Regions from separate parts of the Mus musculus genome. Here region 2 is linked to region 1. Evidence: chromatin loops called from intact Hi-C (ENCODE). Cell type or tissue: gastrocnemius. All regions are shown on one strand. Each heading gives the region's core, and the rest is flanking DNA. Links, peaks and the distances in the headings are about the cores only. Region 1 has its middle 7.1 kb from the start of Gm35247. Region 2 overlaps Gm35307 (a long non-coding RNA gene).

The links. A loop is a pair of places that touch in the nucleus more often than their neighbours do. Peaks named below come from ENCODE experiments on the same cell type or tissue, not always from the same donor. Only the 100,000 strongest peaks of a DNase experiment are listed, where the experiment ranks them.
Region 2: it touches region 1 in a loop (2.0-fold over the local background); 1 of 42 quality-filtered maps calls a loop at or near these places.

What each region holds. Positions count from the first base shown.
Region 1 is chr14:61,804,308-61,817,143 of GRCm38, reverse strand. No RefSeq gene overlaps it. Among named protein-coding and RNA genes, the nearest start is that of Gm35247, 7.1 kb to the left of the region's middle. In gastrocnemius, for the core only: no CTCF peak of the experiment used is centred there; a DNase peak (open chromatin) is centred at 7,205.
Region 2 is chr14:62,035,120-62,047,955 of GRCm38, reverse strand. It overlaps Gm35307 (a long non-coding RNA gene), which reads right to left. Exons shown (of 3, transcript XR_383481.2): 2 at 10,730-10,900; 3 at 9,029-9,400. Among named protein-coding and RNA genes, the nearest start is that of Gm35307, 6.7 kb to the right of the region's middle. In gastrocnemius, for the core only: a CTCF peak has its summit at 5,445 (motif pointing right); a DNase peak (open chromatin) is centred at 5,446.

The DNA.
Region 1 (12,836 bases), core at 6,250-8,749:
CTTCCAGACTGCAGATGCAACATGACCAGCTGGTTCCTGCTTCTGCCACCATACCTTCTCTCTTAAACTAGCATCAAAGGATGAGTCCTTACTTCTTCACATTGCCTCTTGTCTGGTATTTGGTCATCACAATGGGAAAAATGACTAAATGTGTCCCTATGGCTCATACCTTCTTCAGTAACCTGAAGGGGGAATGTCTCCAGCCTCAGCTCTCTCTAAAATGACAGACTTCTCTCAGGGAAGCATCCCACACTCACAGACCACATAAATGAAGCCCACAGCCTTAACTACAAAGTGACCTAAAGCTGTAACTCACCACTTGTGTCACTCCACTTTCATTGCTGTGCCAAAATACAGGACATAAACAACTAAGAGAGAAACAACTGACTGAGGTTCATAGCCCAGGGGGTCATCGTCCATAGGCCTACTTGAGGCAGGACACCATAATGGTATGAGGAGCATGTGGCAGAGAACACTTACCAAATGGTGGTAAGTAAGGGGTGGAGAGGCAGCACGAGTGGGCTTTCGTTTATCTCCTTTTTATTCCATTTGGCTCCATGCCTCTGAGAGGGCATCTCCCACATCCTTCCTGAAATACTCCCTGAAAGCTACCTCACTCATACATCTAGAAATGTGTGTGCTTAACTAATCTCTAAGACACCTCTTAGTCCAATCAAGGTGACACTCAAGATCAGCTGTCACATCCCTCAACACAGGCATGCTTTGGAGTGAAGCCAGTCTGAGATTTCTCCTATTGGTTCAGTGTGTTCCAAGTGAGTGTTCGACCATTCCTTGAGCATGCTCTGAGAGGACCTCTGGTCCACTAAATAATGAACATGGCCTTGGCTGCAGCCAGTGTTCCAGAGGCTGTAGAGATGGTTACTCTTTCCTGTCAACTTGACTGGAAACATCTCTGAGTGTATCTGTGAAGGTCTTCTCAGAAAGGTTCACCTTGGAGCGCCAGCTCATGTGGGGGTGTCCTGGTGGGAAGGGAGGAAAGTAAGAAGCCAGCTGAGCACCAGCCTTCAGATCTCCCCTCAACCCCTACCTTTCTTCTTGCCCCTTACGCCCCATTTCCTCTCTCCACACACAATGTGACTCAGCCTCAGAATCCTGCTTCATGGCTTCCTCCCATGATGCCCTGCATCCCTTCTGAAACCATGAGCCATGATAACAACCTTCCTTCCTTAAGGTGCTTCTCCTCTGGCATATTGTCACAAGAATGAGAACAGTGACTATATACTTACTAAAACCATAATTCACCCAGTCACTTTCATATCCAAACTCATTCATTATCTGCCCAGAGGCCTGTTCAGTTCATCCAGCCAAAGTCACACACAACAACTCCTTAGCACACGATCCTACTGAACCATCTACTTAACACTTACCTGTACTGCATAATCCTCTCATTGCCCTTGTGTTTACTGAATTCAGTCACTGACATATCAGGTGTACAAGTCAGGGTCTCTGCTGGTCTCTGCTCTATCCCTGTCTCTAGGGAGGAACTCCACTTGTTCTAGACGCTGATAACTTGTTAACTCTCAAGTATTTGGTGTTTCTTTTTGTCTAAGATGTAGATATGTTTTTGAAATTTTTAAAATTTAAACAACACTAAAATGTAAATGGACACTGATATTCAATAATGTTAAGATTAGAGACCCCTGTGACTGCAGGGTAGTAAAACAAATAACTCCATCATGAATGCTGGAATGAAATCATTGTTTGTTACAAGTTATGCAGTTAGAAAATTACTCTGACTCAGACCCACAGGGATCAGACTGGACAGGCTCCTCCAAAGCAGGGACTGAGTGTAACATGCAGCAGAGAAGTAGCCAGTCTCAGGACCAGCCACATAATATGTGGTACTCAGCTGAGATTCAGGGTGCCTTGCCCAAAAGAGTTATGATGTTCAATAACAATAGAGAACTGAACAATGAACAACAGAATTAAAGCATTTATTTGTTCATCTGACCGTGGGTTGCAAAGGGTGCACACTCATGAAGCCACCCTTGCTCTGTCTTCATCCACAATGCTGGCAAAAGGGGCCAAGGAGGGAGGCTTGGACACTAGCTTAGAAGGGAACTCTTGGGGGTGGTGAGAGCAGGGGTAGCTACTGGGAAGCCACAGTTTTCCTAGATCATGGGTGGCTTGGTGTGTGTATATATGTGTGTGTATGTATATATGTGCATGTGAGTGTGTGTGTATATATATATATCTGTGAATGTGTGTGTGTGTGTGTGTGTGTGTGTGTGTGTGTGTGTGTGTGTGTGTTTTCTCAGGCTAGAAGGTAACTCCATTGCATCACCCAGAATCGTGTGACGATTACTGAGGAGTAAAAACCACGACACAAAATCTGGATGTGAATAGTTCAGAATAGTTCAGAGATGAGAGTGTAGCTTCACTAATGAGGGAGATTGGGGGTAGGGGAGGATGCTAAGAGACCAGGAAGACCAGAACAACCTCCGATAGCAAATAGATACACCACAGAGAAAAGGAAGGTTATCTCAAAGTAGAAAGAAATAGTCTTAGTTCTACTCTGCCCTAAAGTCAGAGTTTTACTCCAAACACAATTTTAATGCCCGTCTCTGACCAGGGTGGCTTTAAGTTTATAGAATATCTACAGGGGATGAGGGGCTCCTAGGACCTCTCAGGAGTCTAAATTGCTTCTTTAGTGGGGGCTCTGCAGTGTGAAAGTCAGAGAAGCTTGTGGAGGCTGACCAGACAGCCCTTTAGCCGCTGGTACAGTGAGAGTGCCTGGGCATGAGAAGAGCTGTGAGATTTTTCTCCATCACCTCCGTGCCTGCTGGAGTCTAAATTGGTCTTCTTCTTTTTCTATACAGGTTTCCTCCACCTCTACTTTGAAAATAAACAATCCCTCTGTGCAGCTCCCACTGTGTGCAGTTGTTTGCCTCATTATACCACTCATCCTTGTGTTACAGTCATGTGATTGCACATCCGTCTCCCTCACTTCCTGGAAGAACTAATCTCAGCCATCTTTCATCTCCCTCTGTTGTCATGGAACCTACTCCTTCTGTGGATCTTTGAGTCTTTGGTAGATTGGATTCTACTTTCTACCCACTCTGCATAAAAGCAACAGTCCAGCCAGGAAGCAGACACAAGCAGATCTCTGTGAGTTCAAGGCCAGTATGGTCAACATAGTGAGTTCCAAGAATTCCAAAACCTAGGGAGAGAGACCCTGTCTCAAAAGGAGGATGGGATGACCAATTTATATCCAAGTCACATCAAATCTCTAACCCTGCACTAACCTTGGACCTTAAACCTGCCATGCTACGTAGGCAGTTCTCATATGTGTGGCCTCAGTTTCACAAGACACCAGGACATGGAGTGTGCCCATCACACAGTGCACACTGCTATAGCTTGTCCTAGGTAGATTGTCCATTTCCCTGACTAGTTCTCCAGCCTAACTACTTATTGTTAATATGAATCACTCCTTCAACTAACATACAAGACCTTCAAAGGTCTCTTCCCAAAGCTAGATCTGTCACATCTCCCCTCAAAGCAGTGTAAGGAAAGAACAAGACAAATAATTTTCTCTACCTCCTAATAAGAGACCAGTGGCAAATGATAACAGGGAAAGAAGCCTCGGTTAGACTTGGCATCTTGCCTAGCCCACACAGAGGACCCATTTTGTCTAACTAACTGTGAGCTAAGAAACAGCCAGGATGCTGCACAGAGTGCAAACCACAAATACAGTATTTGTGCACACATACACACACACACACACAAACACAGGTGACTACTCTGGAAATCAACACTACAGCCAGTTTCCATCACTGAACCAAAGGAAGAACTAGAAAAGCCAACAATGAACAGAGGCTCCAGGTGTTCCATGAGGAGAGCACGCAACGGTGAAGTGTTGTTAAAAGTCATACCTAGAAACTTCTTTTTTATTTTACTTCATTTTTATTTTATGTACATTGGTGTTTTGCCTGCATGCATGTCTGTGTGAGGGTGTCAGATCTCAGAATTATAGACGGCTGTGAGCTACCATGTGGGTGCTGGGATTTGAACCCAAGTCCTTTGAAGGAACACTCAGTGCTCTTAACTGCTGAGCATCTGTTCATCCCCAAACTGAGGGAATGGCTAAGCATAGCATTGGCTGGCCCAACCTGAGACCCATGCCATGAGAGAGAGCCCACCCCTGACATACTTAATGATACTCTGCTATACTTGCAGACAGGTTCCTAGCATAACTGTCATCTGAGAAACTTCACCAAGTAACTGATGGAAACAGATGCAGAGACCCATAGCCAAACATTAGGCAGAGCTTGGGGAATCCTGTGGACCATGGGGAAGAAGGATTAAAAGGGCCAGAGAGATCAAGAACTCCACAAGACCTACAGAAACAACTAACCTGGGCCCATAAAGTCCCACAGAGACTAAACGGTCAACTAGATAGCATGAGTGGGACAGACCTAGGCTCTCCACACATGTGCAACAGCTGAGCAGCGTGGTCTTCATGTGGGGCTCCTAACAGCCTGAGCAGGGACTGTCTCTGCCTCTGGGTTCCTTTCCCCTAACTGGGCTGCCTAGTCTAGCCTCAATAGGAAAAGATGCACCTAGTCCTACTGCAGCTTGACTAGCCAAGGCTGGTTGATAGCCATGGGAGGACTCCCCTTTTCTGAGGAGAGAGGGAGGACTGGAGGATGGAGAGATGGGAGGGAAGAGGAGAAAACTGGGAGAAGAGGAGGGAGGGGAGACTGTGATCAGGATGTAAAGTGAGTTAATTAATTTTCTAAAAAGTGACAACTAAAGCCACTAGAGAATTTATAAAGAAAAGGAAGAACAGGCCAGTACCAGCCACTCAGCACACACACAAACTCACGAGCGCACCCCAAAGTTATGATGGTAGTATGTGAGAGTCTTTAGTGCTAGAAGACAGTGTCGTCTCTTCCTCACCCCACTCCCACCTCAGGCCTCAAGTCAGACTCTGAGGCTGTGTCAAAACACCTGTGACCTACCTTAAACCAAGACAAAAGTCACACACTCATCAGCAGCAGCATCATCATCAACAGCAGCAGCATCCCAGAGACCCACATCTCAATTACCTAGTGTCTGAGTTCCCTTCTCAGTTGAACCTTTCCTCCCAACCCCTAGTCCTCTCTCAGCCTGCAGTGACCCCGTGGATCTCAAGAGCACTGTAGAAGCACAGTATCTGTCCCGGACACACTTCGAGAATGGCTGGAATGTTCCCGGAGGGAACCACGAGGCAGGTGAAGGGTGTCATTGTAACAAATACCTGAAATCATCAACTTAGGGAAAACATAAGCTGATTTGAGGCTCACATATTTAGAGGTTCCAAGACATAACAACTGGCCTCTTTGCCTTTGGGCCCATGGCAAGGAGCCACATCCTGCCAGCGAGCCCATGGTGAAACAAAGCTAGTTCCTGATAGCCAGAAACTAACAGAGAAAAGAAAAGGGATTTCGGTCTCATAACCCTTTCCTAGGACTTAAAAATCTCATGGTAGACCTCATCTTACGACATTTTCAGCATCTCCTAAGGGCTCCTAAGGGCACCACAGTGGAGATCCAGTCTTCACCAAGCCAGTCTGCAGCTCAAGCCACAGCAGGTGGGAGACAGCCATTGGTAACGGATTTCCAGTCTGCCACTGCCTGTGCCCAGAAACCTCCTTGCACTCAGCATGTGACCAAACCTCATCTCTACTCCCCATTAAATAAATGAGAATTTTGACCATTTAACAAAGGACAAACTATAGGCTGGGGACACTGTTAGGAAGCTGACATGGCTCATTTCAAACATTGCTTACAAGCCAAAGGTTAGCCTAGACGCAAGGAGCTGCGGAGAGTGGTGGTGTTGAAAAGTGTGTTTGATTCAGTGCTGCTTTGGATGTTCAGAACTCTGAGAGCGCTAACTGGGGAACCCAGCATCCATCAGCCAGCCTGGTCTTGAAGCACTAACTGGGGAAGGATTGGCAGCCAATGTTATTACCTCACTGAGGGAAAAAAAAAATCCCTCAGAAAGGCAGTGAAAACTGAGGCAGGCAGAAGGTCTTCGCAAAAGTGTGGGCTGCAAACCCATCTGGGACCAGAGAAATGACCAGCTCCAGATGTGCACAAGGACTACTTTCTCCTGGAAAAGAAACATCCAAGCATATCAATTCTCCTCCGCTACGCACGCAGCTCCCCTCTCCCTTAAAAGCAACAAATCCACCAAGCATTTTCTGCTAAACTGGAAGGCAGAAGTAGGAGCTGCCAGCCCGATAAATGTTTAGGCTTGAATATGGGCTCTACAGAAAATCTTCTTGCTCTTTTCCTCTAGGGGGGACCTTATCTAGGCTTTAAAAGAATTCCATTTGATTAAACTATGGTTGAAGCAAGATAGATCTACAGCAGGCAGCATAGTTTTCTATCAACACAGAATCAGCAATGAAAGAGTGTCTGGGCACGTTGTAAATCCATTAGAATAAGCTAACGGCTCTGCTAACATGCTCAAAATAATACGTGCTTGTCATAAATGTAATTAAATAATTCAGTGGAAAATTAAATGTTGAAACAATTACCCATATGGCTTAGAGCATTATGAAAATATTATGGAAAAGAAAAATGGAAGCTATATTCCTAGTACATGGGGGTTTTCGGTCCTTGGCTTTTATTCTCGTTCCTGCCTAATGAAAGGAAAGATAAAACAGTACTTATGAAGGGCCTTGTGTGTGAGAGTAAATGTTTTCACATATATCATTCCATTTGATTATCGTAACAACTTCGTGAGTTCATTTTACCAATAAGGTAACGTTGGCTAAAGCTTGGAGACGTTGTTAGTCACTGAGCCGTCTTTCCAGTCAAGACCTGTCCAGATCCACTGCACCATGCGTTTTCAGCTCTCTCTCAGCTTCTCACCTGCATCCAGCATCCCCCACTGCTCCTCTGTAGAAGACTGCAATCTTACATCCTTGGAAGCTGCCCTCCCCCCGCATCCTGTCCTACAGCAGCCAGTGAGTATTGATCCTCCTTCCTGGCCACAAGACTTTGACCTCTATTTAGTATTTAATTCATAAGCGTAAAGAATCAGTGATGTAAAAATTAATAGTTAGAGATAACAGGAGGCAGGCAATCCAGTTGGGGGCTCATGTTCTCTCTCATGCTAGCTTGCTCCTGCTCTCCCCTCCCCGTACCACCCACCCCCCTGCCACCAAAACCTGACTATTAATATAAGTCCCTAGTGGTGAGGAGGTACTGGGAAGGCTGCCAACTGTAAGTGGGAGTGGGTGTGGGAAAATGCAAAAGGAAGAAGGAAAGCTGCTTTAAAAAAAAGAAAAGCCACTGGCCATCTGTAGCAAATTATAAATAAATCCCCTGGCTACAAATATAATTTCTGTAGTCCAGGGCCCCTTAGGGAAGAACACCTCGGACACAATATAGAAACTATAAAGTAGGACCCTAGAATGCCCAGGCAGGGCACCCAAAGATTCTGGAGGCTGATGCTGCAGAGACTGGCGACCTGGTACCAACAGAGATACCGTCACTTCAGGCCCAGTCTTCCAACTCTTCTGCCCAGTTTCAGCCCAGAAAACAGTGGGCATCCTGTCAATCCAAACTGTAGAGGTTTCTGGGAATGTCAAAGTTTTCCTTAACCCGAAGGCACAGTCATCAAGGAGTACAGACTTACACGTGAAGGGACTTTCCGCACTGACTAAGAGAGACCTGCTTGTGCAGGACAGTACTGCTGACATCTCCAGATGTGGCTTTCTGCACAGCAGAAACCGAGACCTCCATGGCGTGGCTCAGAAGCACCTTTCTCACAAACTCTTTCCTCTGGTACCCTGATTCTACCTGAAATTCTCCCATCCCTCCTCCCTTTAGAGTAAGATCCTCAGAGAGTACTATATATCAACTTGGCTCAAGCTAAAGACATCAGAAGGGGGGACCTCAACTAAGAAAAATACCTCCTCTGTAGGCAACCCTGTAGGACATTTTTTTAATTACTGATTGATTTGGGAGGGCCCAGCCCATTATGGGTGGGGCCAACCCTGGGCAGGAGGTCTGGGATTTTATAAGAAAGCAGACTGAGAAAGCCATGGGGAGCAAGCCAGCAAGCAACACTACTCCATGGCTTCTGTGTCAGCTCCTGCTTCCAGGTTCCTGCCCTGTCTGACTTCCTGCCCTAATTCTTTGATGATGAACTGTGATATGAGAGTGTAAGCCAAATAAACCCTTCCCTCCCCTTTAGTCATGGTGTTTCACCGCAGCGATAGTAATCCTAAGACAGGCACCATCTTAGGGAATTGACAGAAATCAGGTGAGGCCCAGCACAAGAGCAGAGGCTATTCAGTTCAGCTCTCGTCACCAAACACTGCCGTGTGGACCCCGTCCCAGAGCAGCCAGGAGCGTAGGTAATGAAATGAAGGACGCATCACTCCTTCCTCCTTTCAGGTGTGCAGCTGCATCTGGCAGAGAGGGCTATGGAGAGAGTTCCACCCACTGCAGATTTAAAAGGGAGGGACTTCAGCCAGAACACTTCCTTCCATTCACAGCCTTCCTCAGATGCGAGGACTTCCCTGCCAGGTGCCCCCGGTACCCCGGCAGGCCGCTAGGACTGCAGAGCTGTCGGGAAATTAACTGTGACATCTCAGATGAAGTTTGCAGAGCATGTTTCTATATCCAGCACAACACGGGATTTGTTTTGACATTTCAACAACTTCCCGGTAATGCTCTTGTTAAGTAAAGTGAGACTGGTGTATTTTCTACTTCTGCCTGCTTCCCACTAGTTTTTGACACACACAGAAAGATACTCCCACACTTTCACTTGCCTCAGAGACTAAGACACCGTCGTACACAGATGCAGTCCAACTTGCCGCAGCCTCTTACATACAAGTCTTTCCTGGCATCTTCACCCCACTTTGTCTCTTATATTACAACTTGTGTTACTGAGATAAAACACCATGGCCAAGGCAATGTATAGAATGAAGGGCTTATTGGGTTTACAGTCCAGAAGAACAGAAGTCTGTCACCATGGCAGGTGTGGCAACTGGATCTGGAAGCTGAGGACTTACATCTTGAAACACAAGCAGGAAGCAAAGAGCAGACTGAAATGGTGCAGGGTTTTTAAAAGCTCAAAGCCCACCCCCCAGTGACACACCTCCTCCAGCAAGACCACACCTCCTAAACCTGCCTGAACAGTGCCACCAGCTGAGGACTAAGTATTCAAATACCTGTGACAATACGGGACTTCTCATCCAATCCACCACAAAATTCATTTTAAGCCGGGCGTGGTGGTGCACGCCTTTAACCCCAGCACTTGGGAGGCAGAGGCAGGTGGATTTCTAAGTTCGAGGCCAGCCTGGTGAGTTTCAGGACAGCCAGGGCTACACAGAGAAACCCTGACTTGAAAAAAAAATCAATGTAAAGCCATGCATTATAAAAGTCATGAAATAAATGATGACGGGGGTGTAGTGTGATAGACGATACTTCTCCATGTGTAAAGCAGGCCATTGTAACATGGGGAGGGGGGGGGGAGAGCATGTTGGGAAGGAAGTCAGGTCATCTTGTAACCAGTCCCTCTGGCTTGAGTGGATAGAATGTCATGCAAGACACTCATTCCCTGAGGGACAGTGGCTTATGTCTGTCCGGGGAGGGGAGCTCTTTAAGAACTATTTCAGAAGCCCACTTCTAAATCTGGAAGACAAATTAAAGGGAATCTTTCCATCTTTCTGCTTCCTCCTTTCACGAATCTTTCTAATCCAAAGTATGTGTCTAGAAGGAGCAGCAGAGGCAAGGGTCTGGGTGCATCTGACAAGGAAATAGGGAAGAGAAGCTAAGCAGATGTCAGGTGCACCCTGAAACACTGAACCACAGATTGGAAAGGTACCATCCTTGAAACCTATGCTTGTCTCCTCTCATCCTCTTTGTAGTTGTAACTCTTGGTTCAGGTGGAGTGTAGATGGGCCATGCATGTGAAGGAGATAGCTTATTAACGACAGGACTTGGGAAGGTTGACCCACTCCAGGCATTGGTCATAGGAGTCACCGAACACCCAGGGTGGGGCCTGGCCAGCAGAGTGGAGTCCAGCCCACCACAGTTGAAGGTCAGAACATCATGGCCCTGACCCCTCATGTGCCCCTCCCACATGGGAGCTGGGTCCTCTTCCATTAATCACTAAGAAAATGTCTGTTTACAGCCCCATCTTCTCAGACTATTTTCTCAATTCTCTTTTCAGATGACTCTAGCTGTGTCAAGTTGACCTAGGACTAGCCAGCCCAGCTTCCTTTAGGAATGATGAACTCACATGTGAACTCAGACTGTGGCAGCCTGCACAGGTATAAGCCAGATGGGGTCCCAGTGCTAAATGGGGGACCAAGGAACTATCTGCAACTGACGTTCACTTGCAAAGGAAAAAATTAATTTTCTCCAATAGAGTCTCACTGGGCATATTAATCGCACATTAGGGTAGGCTGCATGCCCAGCAGTAGATAGTCAACACAAAATGAACTCAATGTATTTTTGTAGACTTTTTCATCTTATGTTCTGTTTGTCTTATTAGTCTTTTGCTAATATAAAATGGTTTCTGATTGTGTGTGTGTGTGTGTGTGTGTGTGTGTGTGTGTGTGTGTGTGTGTGTGTGTGTAAGATAGACAGAGAGAGAAAGAGAATGAGGAGAAAAAGAAAGAGAGAAACTTCTTAAAGATTTGCTTGCTTTCTTGCTTGCTTGCTTGCTTGCTTGCTTGCTTGCTTGCTTGCTTGCTTGCTTGCTTGCTTGCTTGCTTGCTTGCTTGCTTTCTTGTTTTTAAAGAGAGAGAGAGACAGATAAGGTGGGCAGGGCCATCTAGGAGAAGTTGGAGGAGGAGAAATCATCAGAATACAGTGTATAAAACGAAAGTATGTTTGGCCTCCATCTCTCTGTCATCTACATGTTACTTTATTTCAACGCTGTGGCATCCCAAAAAACCAAGAGCTTGACTGTTATCTTCAGTGGAACAGTGTTTTCTCCACTCCATCCCTGGCTCCGCCCCTTTGAAGCAGCTGTCCATCACTCCACAGCCTTCCATCCCTGGTTCCGCCCCTTTGGAGCAGCTGTCCATCACTCCACAGCTTTCCATCCCAGGCTCCACTACTTTGGAGCAGCTGTCCATCACTCCAGTCTTCCATCCCTGGCTCCACTCCTTTGGAGCAGCTGTCCATCACTCCACAGCCTTCCTTGCCTTTGTTTCCTTTTGTTTTATTGCATTTATTTTCATCCACAAAATGTTTGTTGTGAAGGTACATCAAGTTTGTGCCCTTTCGGAGTTTCCTTTCAGCCTAACTTCACAGTGACATGACTCACTTGCCCATACTACTGCACTTGAAAAAGAAGAAAACAACAAAACTCACCATGACTTTGTGTTTCTTTTGGTTTGGGTTTCTTGCTTTTTATAGCACATCATTTTTTTCCTCATGAAATAAAGCCAGTTCACAAGTGATCTGTTTGTAATTCAACAGATGCAATGAGGGAAATAACCAGAACAGAGTTCACTCTCAATATGACACAGCAGGCACAGACTGTTAAGTTATATACAGTAATGGGTGCATTCTGTGGTGTGTGACTTCTATCTCAATAAAGCCATTTTTAAATGACAGGATGAGACTCGAGAGAAGAAACTTACAGTAGACAGGAGGAGCGGTCCTGCATATTGTATGGAATTAGAGGAGAATCTGACAGGTCAGTGAATAGCTAAAGTGTGTTTGATCTGTTGATATGCGTACGCTTCCAGCACCCTAGCAACTCGCACCAACAATGTAGTATATGCTCTGTTTGCATCTTCATTGTTAATGTTTCGTTTAAATGTTTTAAGTATTACCACACTAGAGGCTATGGAGACGGTTCAGTCAATACAGTATTCCAGGGCAATAAAGCCTTGCAGTTATGAGAGTGAGAGTTCAGACCCATAGCATACACATAAAGACTAGGCACAGCAGTGCACATCTATAACTCAAAGGCTATGGGGTTGAAGACAGGGCAATCCCCAGAGCCTATAAGCAGCCAGTCTACTGAAACTGGGTAAGCTCCTTGTTTCAAAACTAAAGAAATATGGGATCTGAGTCCTCTCTCTCTTTCTCTCTCTCTCTCTCTCTGGGTGTGTGTGTGGGGGGGTAAGGTGCTTGCTACATAAATATGAAGACCAAAGTATGAATCTGTGTCACACCGCCACACATCTGTAGTCCCAGCACAGTGGGTATATGGGTCTGATGGTCAGCTAGTCTGGCACAAGTGAAAAACTCCAGGTTCAATGAAAGACCCTCTCTCAAAAAGTAAGCCAGAAAGAAGCAGAGGAAGACACATATGTTGATATCTAGATACACACACACATGCACACACACACACACACACACACACACACACACACACACATGTGGAAAGTAACTGAGAAAGACACCCTACACCTATCTCTGGTCTCCACCTGCCCGTGTACCATGCACATGCACACAAAGACTGAAACACCCACACACAAACACATGGTGCAACACATAATACACAAAAGAGTTACCATATTAAAACTCCAGCACACTATCAATATTGCATAAATAAGTTATATGTGTAATCCCAGAACACAAAGGAAAAAACTTACCTGAATTTTTCTCCAGTTTTTGCTGGAAAGCATACACTAGATCAGTCTACAGAATTAGGCGAAGTCTAAGGAAATTCTATATCCTGTCCAATTAATTAAGGGGTTACAAGCAATGACAGTAAATTAATTTTTCTTGCTTCAACCAAACACAAGCATCTCAAAGGTCTTGGGTAAAGAGCTGACCAGTGACTCTGTGGACTGCTCTCATCATCATCTCCAGCAGTCTAAGCCCCAGGACAGGGAGACTTGGTCA
Region 2 (12,836 bases), core at 4,312-6,811, 230 kb before region 1:
TCTGCCTCACTTCACACCCAAAGCAATGGGTTCCAACTGTCCAGAGGCTGAAAGCTTGGAAATCCATGACCTGAAACAAAACCTTCTCCTTTAAGTTCATTTCTCTTACTTATATGCCAGTGACAAAAATATTAGTCAGTGTTTCCATAACCTCACAAAACACTTGCTAAAAGACACTTATCAATAAAAGGTTAATATTCTGCAGCTACCTTCACTGGGCAGGGGAAGGGGATACAGCAAATCCTATTTTCTCCTAGAAGTTTGCATTATACATTAAATGCCACTAAAATCTTGGGGGTGGGGTGGGGCGGTTAATTTTGTTTATCTGTGTTCACAATGTCTGTGTACAGAAACTATCCCTTTTTATCTATTAAAACCCTTTCTGAGACTTACATGCTGTCTGCAAAGAAATACTTCAAATTCAAAAGTATTGAAAGCTGAATAAAAAGGACTGGAAAAGACCCTCAATGCAAACTTTACTTATAGTAAATTTTACCCATAGTAAACTTAAAGATTAAAAAAAAAGTAAAAATTTTATGACAAATCACCAGAGAACATTTAGAAGATAATCCAAGTTTTAAAAGGTATACAATATTAAAATAAAGGCTAATTCTTCAACAACCATGACATTTATTAACACATGTAGTTAATAACAGAATCCCAAACCATAAACCCAAACCAGCCCTGAAGTGGGACATTTTAACATTGATTACTAATAGCTGGTGATTTTAATATCTGATTTCAATAACAGACAGATAAACTGGCCAGAAGGCAAACAAGAAAACAAACACTTGAATAAACTATAAAGCTAAGCGACCCTACCAGGTATTTGTAGAGCACATATGTAACACATGTAAAACACATGTAATAGCACAGCATGTTCTTAAATGCACATTGGGTGTTATCCAGGGTGCACCATATATTAGGCTAAAATACTGTGGAGTTTTTATTATTCTACAGTTATTTATCGCTGTGTGTCTGCTTTTGTGTCAAAGTGTGTGTGTAAATCAGAGCACACTTGAAAAAGCTGATCATCTAAGGTTAAAAATAACAAAATTATATCACATGTGTTCTCCAACCACAATGGAATGACATTAGTAATCAACAGCAAGAGGATACTTAAAAAAAAATCACAAATATGTGAAAATTCAGCAACACAATCTTAAATAATGAGTGAATCAAAGGAGAAATCACAGGGTAAGTCAGATATGCCATGAGATGAGTGAAAATAAAACATCAAAGGCTGGGGTGAATTTCAGGGGCAAAGTATTTGCTGAGCACAAAAGAATCAGAGTTCAATGCCCATTCAGAGAAAAAGAGAGAAAGAGGAAGAGACAGAGGCAAAGAGACAGAGACAGACAGACAGACAGACAGACACAGAAACAGAGACAGACAGAGAGATAAAGAGACAGAGACACAGAAACACACAGCCACAGAGACACATAGAGAGACAGAGACAGAGACACAGAGACATACAGAAAGAGAAAGAGACACAAAGACATACAGAGACAGACATACAGAGAAATAAAGAGACAGAGACACAGAGATAGAAACAGTCACAGAGACACACACAGAAACAGAGACACAGAGACAGAAAGAGGGATAGATACAGACAGAGACAGAGAGAGGGAGGGAGGTGTACACAAAATACCAGAACATTTATGGAGGATAATAGTAAGAAATGACTGTAAAAATATCCTTTTGGAAATTACATCAATTTTGAAAAAGATCTTAAATAAAAATAAGTAAATTTTATACTAGAAAACACACACACTCACATAAAACTGAACACAAATTCAATTAATAAAAAACAGAATCAGCGGGGGAGTGGTGACACACGCCTTTAATCTCAGCACTTGGGAGGCAGAGACAGGAGGATTTCTGGGTTTGAGGCCAGCCTGGTCTACAGAGTGAGTTCCAGGACAGCCAGGGATACAAAGAGAAACCCTGTCTCGGGAAAAAACAAAAAACAAACAAACAAACAAAAAATTCAGAATGAAAAAAATAATGAATGATAAAGGAAAATAGAGGAAGCGGGGACGATAGGGACAGTCAGTGACAGTGAAACTGAGTCTTTACACAGATCAGGAAAAATGACAATTCTGCCCTAAAATGGTTAAGAAAAGAGAGAAACAAAACCAGTACTAAAATTAGGGATAAGAAAGAGAGATTACTACTAACCTCAAAGAAATGATAAACTCTTACATGAACAAGAAAATGGGATGCAGTAATGTTTTGAACAGTTGGTGGTAAACATTCTTAGCTCCTAAATGGACTCAGGAAGAAATAAAAATCTGAATGAACCATACAAGTAAGAGACCAGGTTAGGAAGAAAAGGAAAAAAGAAACCCAACCAGATGGCTTCACACATAAATCCTATCAAGTGTCTTAACAATTAGGACCAATCATTTAGAAATTTTTCAGGGGAAAAAAAACAAAACAAAACAAGCTGTCATATAAGAGTAGTGACATTGGGTATTAAAACCAGTCAAAGACATCTCAAAAAAAGTACAAATCAATAATTCTTATAACTATATTAAAATTAACAAAGCTAGTAGCACAATTCAGTGTACAATCTTTTTAAAGAGTTACAAAAAAAAATCCATTATCCCTGATCAACTAAAATTTACTCTTGGAATGCAAGGTTGGTTTAACATACTAAGAATGATGAATGCTATATACTATATGTCATGGTTTGAATGAGAATGTGCCCCATAGGCTCATGTATTTGAATTCTTAGTCCCCAGTTGGTGGAACTGTTTGGCAAGGATTCAGAGGTGTGGCCTTGTTAGAGAGGTGTGTCACTGTGTTTGGGCTTTGGGGTTTTAAAGCCTCGGGCATTTCCAGCTAGCTCCTACTCACCTCTCTCTCTCTCTCTCTCTCTCTCTCTCTCTCTCTCTCTCTCTCTCTCTCTCTCTCTCTCTCTTTGTCTCAGGCTTGTGGATGGGGTGCAAGCTCTCAGCTACTATCCCAGTGCAATGGCTGCTGCCTGTTGCCATGTTCCCCACTGTGATGGCCATGGACTCTCTCTCTCTCTGAAACCATGAGCCCACAGATTAAATGCTTTCTTCTGTAAGTCTTGGTCATGATGTTTTGTCACAACAATAGAACAGAAACTAAGACACCACATTCATAGACAGAAGGAAAGAGTCCATGCAATAGATACATGAAGCATCTGATTACATCCACAATACAAATTATTCTTGTTAAAATATCCAATACATTAGAATGGAAGGGAACTCTCTCATTCTGGTTTACACCAAATAAATATAAGCAGTTACTATTATGCTTCATAGGGCTGGAGAGATGGCTCAGTAGCTAAGAGTTCTGGCTACTCTTCCTGGGACCTGTGTTTGATTCCCAGGATCCACATTTTGGCTCCCAACTGTCTGTAACTCCAGGCCCAGGGGAGCCAATGCATTCTATGAGTATTCCATCCACTGATGCACATGCACAATGCAGACAGAACACCAGTACACATAAAATAAAGTAAAGGAGAAAATGTAACATTATGTTTGATGCTAGAAGTTGAAAACCGTCTCCCTTCGACTGGAAAATAGTTCTGGAGGTTTGACTCACAGCAATAGTGGAGAAAACTATATTTTAAAACACCACACTAGAAATGAAGCAATACGTGTATCTGTGTTTGCTTAATTTGAAATAGGAAATGCTAAAGAAACCACAAAACTCTATTATGGTCAAAAGCTGTTTCAGTAGCCTTATGGCTGCAGAGACTGTGCAGAGAAGAATTTACAGTTTTCTATACCAGCAATGCATACTCAGGAAATAACATTAAGAACATTTTATTTATATGATCATTTAATAAGAACTTAGAAATAGATTTAACATGGTAACTTATATACAAGGAAATTGCAAAACACCACTCAGAGAAAGAGCATAAATAATGTTAGCTTGTCTGTCCTCACAGACTTGGGATTCCATGTTATAACTCTGTGTCCATAGATCCTTCCTTGTTCTTTTACCAAAATCTCAGCTGCCTTTTCACATAAAAGTTTCAGACAGTCCAAAGGTTGAGTTGGAAATTTGCCAGTCATTTTGGTCACCAGATAGGATTGAGATGCAGAATGCACGCACTTATTTTTAATAAAGAGATGGAGGCAATTCAGTAAGGGCAATGCCATGCTTACAGAGAGATGGTGCTGAAAGAGTAGAACATACTTGAAGGTGAGACTCCCTCTCACCATGGTCAAATGCTAAAATGAGATAGTCCCAGAGTGCATGTGGACCTAAAGGTAAGAACTGAAGCCATGAGATGCCGAAGGCATCACAGCTGGAAAATGTCGTGTCCTGCGACTCAGCCAATGAGTTCTTAGATGTGATACCAAAAGCATAAGCAACAAAAGAGACTGAGATATTTGGACTTGATTAATAATTAAAAGATATTTTGTTTTAAAAATATTTCAAAATAATAAAAATAATCATAGGATATTTAAAAAAATCTATAAATCACATACCTGGCAGGAGTCTAGCATTGGATATGGAGGGAAAATGACTGCAATTCAACCATAAAGAGACAAATTTCCTAATTAAAAAGAGACAGGGGGTATAAATAAACATTTCTCCAAAGAAAATGTGCAAATGGCCAAAAAGCACCTACAAGAAACCCATAGTCATTAGCAAATGCAAATCAAACCACAGAAAGATTCCACTTGATGCAGGATGATGTAGTCACTCTGGAATAGTTGGGCAGTTCCCTCTCTGGTGACTGGCAGTGAGTACGCGCTCTCCTTCAGGAGTGATAAAAAGACTTGGTTCTCCGAATGTTAAATATCGAGTAACAATATGCATTAGCATTTCACTGAAGGGAATTTAAGATGCAAGATAAAAAGTGTACGCATGAATATTCATCACAGCATTAATTAAAATAGCTAAAAGGTAAACAGAATCTAAATGCCTATTAACTAGTGAATAAATAGGCTGCAGTGATGTATTTAGACAGCGGAATATTATTCAGTGGTAAAAAGAACAAAGTTCAGCTGCAGCACGGGCGAGCCTTGAAGACTGTAAGACAGGGAGGAAAGCCAGATGCAACAGGCAGGCTCACAATCGCTCCATTTTATAGAATGTCTGAAGCTGGCAAGCTCATGCCTGAATGCCATGCACTGTTTACCAGGGGCGGGGGAGGGCTGAGGGGGACTGGTGGCTAATGGTACAGGCTTCTGCTTGGAGTGGTGAAAATGTCTCGGAATCTGACAAGCCATGGGAGTGATCCTTTCAAATAAATGATCAGTGTGCAAGAATTATATCTCCACTAATAACGACCTATCATTACAAATACGCAAATTAAAAGATCTTGCACTCAAGGTTAATGAGACATGGAGAATGCCACTAGGCCAAAGATTAGAGTCTTCCAGAAAACAAAGGGAATCACAATTAGGGACTATCAAAGCCAAGCCCTCATGTTTCCCAAGTGAACAGCAGGGGGAGCCCTCGGTAGCAGAGAGAACTGCAAAACTAATATTTATGATAATAAAGCTAATAGCTTTTGTTCATAAAAAAAACTGAAACAAAAAGCAAATAAGGTTACAAACCCCACTAACAAACTCACTATCCTGGCAACCACTTGTCGATCCATTTGTGCCAATCTCTGCATGGGTGGCACATACCCATGGGTGGACATATGCAGGCATACATGAAGAGCCCAAGCCATGTGGCTTTGAAGCCTCTTTGGTTTCATTTCATATTAACTTTATATTTCTTTAAAATTTTTGAATATCCTTGGGAGTGTAATTTTCTGCAATCTGTAACTGTACTGTAATTCTTTAAACACGTTTTGATACATTTTTAGTTATAAATAACACTACAATAAAGTGCTTGTACCAAAACCCTTAAATATCGTTTTCTTAAAAAAAAACAAACAAACAAACAAACAAACAAAAAAAACAAAACAAAACAAAAAAAACTTCCCTCAGGATAGATTCATTGCAGAGGAATTATGAGGTGAGCCTGCATTTACAACTTTAAGATTTTGGATATGTAACCATATTTCAGCCCTAAAATCTCACATTTCCTCTTGAGGTACATGAGAGTTTCCTCATTCCTGGCTCTAAACAGTTGTGTGTGTGTGTGTGTGTGTGTGTGTGTGTGTGTGTGTCTGTGTCTGTGTCTGTGTCTGTATTGTGCATTTCTGTGTGAAAATGTGTGTACATGTCCTTGTATGTGTGTCTGGGTGTATATATGCCTCTGTGTATGTCTGTGTGTGTATATGTGTCACTGTGTGTGTTTGTGTATTTGTGAACATGTCCCCATGTGTGTCTTTATATAGATACCTGTGTGTGTACATGTCCATGTGTGTCTGTGTGCATATGTTCCTGTGTGTGTGAGTGTGAACGTGTCTGTGTGTGTATCTGTGTATGTGCATGCCTATGTGTGTACATGTGTACTGTGCATGTAGCTATACATGTATATGGAGTCCAGGAAAGGGTGTTGGGTGTCCTCTGATATCACCCTTGGCATAGTCTTTTGAGGCAGGGTCGCCCCCAGCAGCCCCTGTTTCCTCAGCTTTGCAGAGCTGGGGTTACAGCCAGCATAGACTCCAACTGTTCCTAGGTCCTGGTGCAATACTGTGGTCCTCACCATTGCACCGAGAACATCTTAACCACTGAGCCTTTTGTATAGCTGCTGCTTATCTGACCCTCTACCTAAACATATAATTATTGGATTTTTCCCTACCTTTAAATTATGCCCTAATTGTATAGATGTGATCTTCTTCCCATTATATTTTAAACAAACACTGGACTTTATTTTTCAGTGCTTGTTGTCTAATTTTTCCACTTATACAATTTATTTCTTGTAAATAACAGCAATTTTTGTTTAAGATATTAATATTCTAGTTACTGATCCCTGGAAGCTCTCTAAGTGAACCATGTGTTGCCTTCAATGTTGCACTCTTCCTTTGGGTACTTTTTGCCGCATGATTTTTTTTTTAAGTTTGACATATAAATGGTTTTAATTTTGGTATAAAACTTATCTGTCTTCTTTCATAAATCTTTCCCCATTTTCTCTTAAAAACCTATTCAACATGAAGAATTGATGAAACTTCATCATAATTTTCTCTTCTCTCAGCTTTTAAATTTTAATTATTTGATTCATCAAGAATTTATTTGGGGATATGATTTGAACCCCTTTCTATCCTCAAAAAAAAAAAAAGGAATTATGCCAGCACTACTCATCAGAGTAAACTTCAGCTTCATCCAGCAGTCTGAAGTTGCTTTATTATAATAAATGTTGACATACATTTGAGTGTGCTGAGGGACTTGACTCTCTTCTATTGATTGTTGCTCTGGGACTTTTCTGTTAAAGCATTATTAAGAGCTTTTTGTCTTTTTGTTTTTGTTTTTTGCTTTAAGTCTTTATCTCTTTCTTGGTTACTTTCATTTATCCATGCTTCCAGATCAACTTCACAGTCACATTTCCATGAGAATATATCATTTTTCTTATTTTGATTAGGATAATATTGATCACACTTAGTTTGAAAAAATGAAAATTGCCAACTTATTCAATTTCGTCTTTGCTCAATTAACTACAATTTTCTTGCTATATTGAGGTGGGGGGGCTGGCATTTTTAACATTTGTGTCCATGTTTGTTGTGAATTTTTTTGGTTGTCTTTTTTTCTTGGTGGCTTTCTCTCTTTCTCACTAGTGTAGAAACTCCTTTGGCCTTGTCCAAGTGTTAGCCATGTGTAGATACTGCTTCTACTCAAAGTCCAGGAACCAAGGTGTTCTCTTAAAGGATCAGCTCATCTCCTGGGTTTTCTACGTAGACAACCCGTCGGAAACTTCTAACTTTTCTCTACAGCCATGACTTTGGGACCCCAAAGTCAATGTCTGATATTCAGCCTCTTCATGAGCCTGATTATAAAATTAAATAAATAGAAAATATAGGTTGGCTAAATGGCTGAGTGGGTAAAGGTGCGCTTGGTGCAAGCCTGCTGACCTGTGTTTGATCCCTAGGGAGAAGGGTGAAGGACGGGCCAACTGTACAGAGCATTCTCTGACATGCATACGTGCCTTGTGGTATGTGTGTGCTCACCAACATGCACAATAATAATAATAAACAAAATAAAGTGAAAGTAAAGTGACCAAATCAGCAAAGACACTTCTGGAAACTACAGATGCTGCCCACCCGCAACACCCTGCTTTCTACACACTCTGAGGGGGCTGGGACTTACCATGAGATTGTTTTTGACTTAACAAAAACTGAAGTCTAGTATTTTAGAAGAGGTGTTAGTGGCTCAGAGCAGCAGGCCCTGGCATTGAAAGCCTGCTAAGCTCCAATCTTTTTTCCTCACTCAGCTACTGGAGTTGTAATCTGGTACGCAGTGAATCCATCCTTTCTGGGTGTACTCTCTCACGAATTTTTACAAGCATTCTGTCGCGAGCATGCTGTGTGTGATGTCTATTCTTGGTTGTCAACTTGACTGCATCTGGAATCAACTAAAGCTCAGTGGCCTGGGCACACTTATGAAGGACAGTTTTCTTAATCGAATCATTTGAGGTGGGAAGACTGACTTTCAATCTAGATTTTCTGCGGTGGGAAGATCTATTTTTAATCTCGGCCACACAATCTGATAGCAGACTGTACAAGGGACATGGAAGAAGGAAGATGGAATCTCTCTTTGGCTCTCTTTGCCTGCCTGTTCTCACTCTCTGGCAAGTCCAATCTTTCACTGGCAATAAAGCCCACTTCTGGATTTTGTCATACACTGAAGACTCACTGAGACATAGAACTTCCAAGACTAAGCAACTACTAGATTCTTGGGCTTTCTGTTAATAGTCAGCCATTATTAGACTAGCTGAACCACTAATATATATAATATATTTATAATTTATAATTAATATATTTTAATAAATCTCTTTTCTATATCTATCTGTCTGTCTATCTATCTATCTATCTATCTATCTATCTATCTATCTATCTATCTATCTATCAGCTCTGTTCCTCTAGAGAACCCTAACTTATAATATACTATGTGAGAAACATAAGCATATTTATACCGTCCCATGGTGTAAATAACAATAAACTCATAGTCTAGAGATTTTCATTGGTTGCAACTTGCGAAAAGAATCCTGTTGCCCTTAACTGGCAAACACAAGTTACTTTATTTCCATCTTAATTACAACTGTGAACTCTTCAGTCACACATCACACAGCAAATGCAATGACATACAATACATGTAGGTCACAGGATATCTGCAAAGCCTTAAATATAGTATAGCAGAGTCCAAGTTGCTCCAAAGAGGCTTTCCTGCAGGGCAGGCAGAAGGCTGGCATGGACACTGTAGGAATCAAGTGCTGAGCTTGTTGAGGGGCTGCCAGGGGGTGGCTGGAGACTCAGACAGCAAGCCCAGAGTTGAGCAGAGTCAAGTGAGCTGCCCAGCTGAGGTCCGGGACAATGGAAGACAGAGAAGAAAAAAGTAAGCCTGGGTTCACACGGATGAACAAACAGGCTGATGGCAATTCATATAGGCTAGGTCAGAAGCTTGGGGACCACAATAAGCTGAAGCCCCTAGGGTAGTAGGGAGTTCTTTGCCAGTCAGACCTTGGATGCACACACTAGATTACAAGTCAAAAGGGGCTGTCAACAGTGTAGTGTTAGATGCCCTGTTTTGAATGGGGTCCAGGTAATGACGTTGAGCTGTCCGCACCCTGGCGTGTTTAGTCAGTCAGTTCTCAGGCTTTATTTTCCTGATATGATTCTGGTCTGCTTATATGTCCCTCCTTTTAAAAATCTTAAAACATTCTTACTTGTCCTCATAGGTGGTGTGGAACAGGATTGCCACCAAAGTGCCAAGTCATCTCTCCTCTGTGTCTGCCCTCAAGGTGGAGTCACATGCTATTGTAAAAAGTGGAGTCATCCAGGACAGCACACAGCCCAGGAAAGCCATTGTGTTAGACAATATGGTGTACTTGGAGCAGGGTGCAGTCTGACCCAGCATGCATAGTCAGGTACCCATCACAACCCCCAAGAGAGATGGCGTCTAACACTTGAGAAATTCTCTCCGCTCTGCAAGGTCCCCTCTTTCATCCTGAAACACTTGCCAATCCCAGAGCCATTTGATGTTTTGCCTAATCTATCTTTCTCAAGTTTCCAACAGGAACCAAACTGGCCCTCAACAACAGCCACCCAGTCTGCTGTGTATGTTCAAGGCCACCTTTCCTCAGCTAACAAAGAGCAGATCTCCTTGTCAGCAGATAAAAAGTCAGCCCCACCCAAGAAATTCTTCCCCTTATTCTGGCTGCAGAGACCTACATGCCCGGACTAGCCTACTGTAGGGATAGCTGAGCTAGCAGGAAGAAGTTCTCCTAACATGGCCAGGTTGTTCATTGCCTGCCTGTTCACTATCTATCTCAGCTTCCTACCATCATCCCTGCTCTCTCTCTCTCTCTCTCTCTCTCTCTCTCTCTCTCTCTCTCTCTCTCTCTCTCTCTCTCTTTCTGTGTCTGCCTGTGTGTTGCAGAGTCTAAATGTATTTTACATATCTACACGCCCACAATGTAGAATTGCATGAACGAGAACGTTTGGAGAAACAATCCCTTCTAAACTTTTTTGTTCTCTCCCCAGACTGCTGGATGGCCAGAGCCTGTAGTCTGCTGGTGAGGCCTGAGAAGCCATCAGTCTCATGAGTTAAAATGCAGTATCAATATCCGGGAAAGGCTGGAACTGAGACCAATTTCAAGAAATGGTTGTGTTGTCAAAGAAACACACCTTTGTGCAACCGTGCGGGAGCCCCAACCGTGATCGCTTTTGTCCTGTCTTCGGAGGCTACTTTCTCTCAGAACTGCCCGCTGCTCTGTACTGAGCTGTTCTCTCACTTTCCTTAAACATCACCGTGAGGAAACCTGTCCCAGGCTTTCAGTTACTCTGTCGTAGTGTTGTCTGTGAACATAAGAGCATAAAGAGGGATACATTGCCTAACTCGATCCACCCTTGAGGCCTGCCACATTAAAAAGATCTGTCACAGCACTTTGGGTCTGCCCTGGAGCGACTGGATACCAGCAGACTGAAGTGTTTAGGGAAAGCTCGGAGTCTCATTTACTGTAGATAGCTCCTAATTTCCTTGCATTCTTGGCTAATAAGAAGCCCCGAGAGAACCTTTGCTGCTCATGTCAATTCTCACCCTGGAGAAGAGCAAGGTGTGAAACTGATGGGCTGAGGGGGCTTCCGGTGGGCTGACCGCTCGGCTTGAGGTCATCTCCACACAAAAAAAAGAATTTAAAAAGTGAAATTCCTGTCTTTCATTCTTCATAGGGAAATGGTCCAGATCACACAAAGCCTGTATGTAGGCCCCTGGTATGAGAATTCCTGATTTAAATGGTGTTTTATCAAATCTGTCTACAGTTCTTCCTCTCTACCTGTCAGGTGTGACTGGCAGTAACTGCCAGCACAGAGCAGAATCACGGGAATAGCTTACACCACTCTGGGAAAGGATTAAAGCCTTGGGGGACAGCAGCAAAGTCACTGAGCCCCGGGCTTCAAACCTGCATTACTAGAAAAAGGTGGCAGGGAAGACTGTCTAGCTTTTGTGTCAGAGGTCTCCACTGATGGCTTTTGAGCACCCCTGTCATTCCCTGACCTCTCCCAGGTACAGCCTGCTCCCTTGGCACTACCCCAAGTTTACACATGCAAATGAACACTCAAATGTCCTGCTAGGAGCATCCTGTGGGGCCAGACTAGTTCTCTATCATCGCTTGGATCCTAGCTCAGGATCAGCTCATGTGGAGGAATGAGGAGAGAGGTACAGATGCCAAGGAAGCACGGTGACAACAGAGAAGAGATGTGTGTTTCTCTCCCCGTCCTACAAAGTCATCAGATGTCCCCACCTAAGCATATCCATCACGATCGTTACTTGGTTGAAAAAACAAGGCAATAATACTATGAAAACTAATATTGAGCTAGAATTTGTCCACAAACCAGGTCCTGTGCTGGGTACTTGCTTTCCGCTTGCTTTTTCTCACTCTAGCAAGCTCATATTGCTACCACAACATGCCAGCGGTTGGAAACTAAGGAGTGAGTGTTTTAAAAGACTTAACACAATGATACAGACACAGTGGATGACTACAGGGATGCACAAGCCTGAAGCCTGCATCCCGAGTGAGAAGCAGTCTTCATATATGTTTAATGTCCCAACTCCTGGAAAGCACTTGGTAAGGACAAAAAAGGAGCCTTGTGTGTGAAGGTGTGCAGAGGTCTGGCTGGAAGGAGGTTTGAAGCAAAAGCTTTGCTAGCAAGGACAGGCAACTGGTGGGCTTCCCCATGGGCCACTGGGACCCTGTCTGATCCATTTGCTTTTGCAAGCATGGGCTATCATTTAAAGACATGGGCTCCCCGGGGTAGAAAACCACTTGGGGCTAGCGGCAGTGAGGCCGTTGTGTCTGTGGGAGTGGATCAGCCCACCCTGTACAAACTGGGGGTGGGGGTGGGTTTTTAGTGGGCACAGTGAGGGAAGTGGACTGAGATGTTTTTCCCAGAAACAGCAGTAAGAAAGAAGTTGGCACTCCAGTGCTATGGGGGACAAAATGGGGTGGTGGAGACATTGAAATGGTGAGCTAGTTAGTGCTGCCAGCCTCAGATGCTTGTAAAACCCAAAGAAGTGCAGCAGAATTCACTAGGGACAATAAGCAAGCAAGTCATGGTCACAATGGTAGTCTAGCATCTCAAAGCCACACAGGTCACCAAGTCCTAGCCTTTGCTACAGTGTAACACACACACACACACACATACACACACACATACACACACATACACACACATACACACACATACACACACACACATACACACACACATACACACACATACACACACATACACA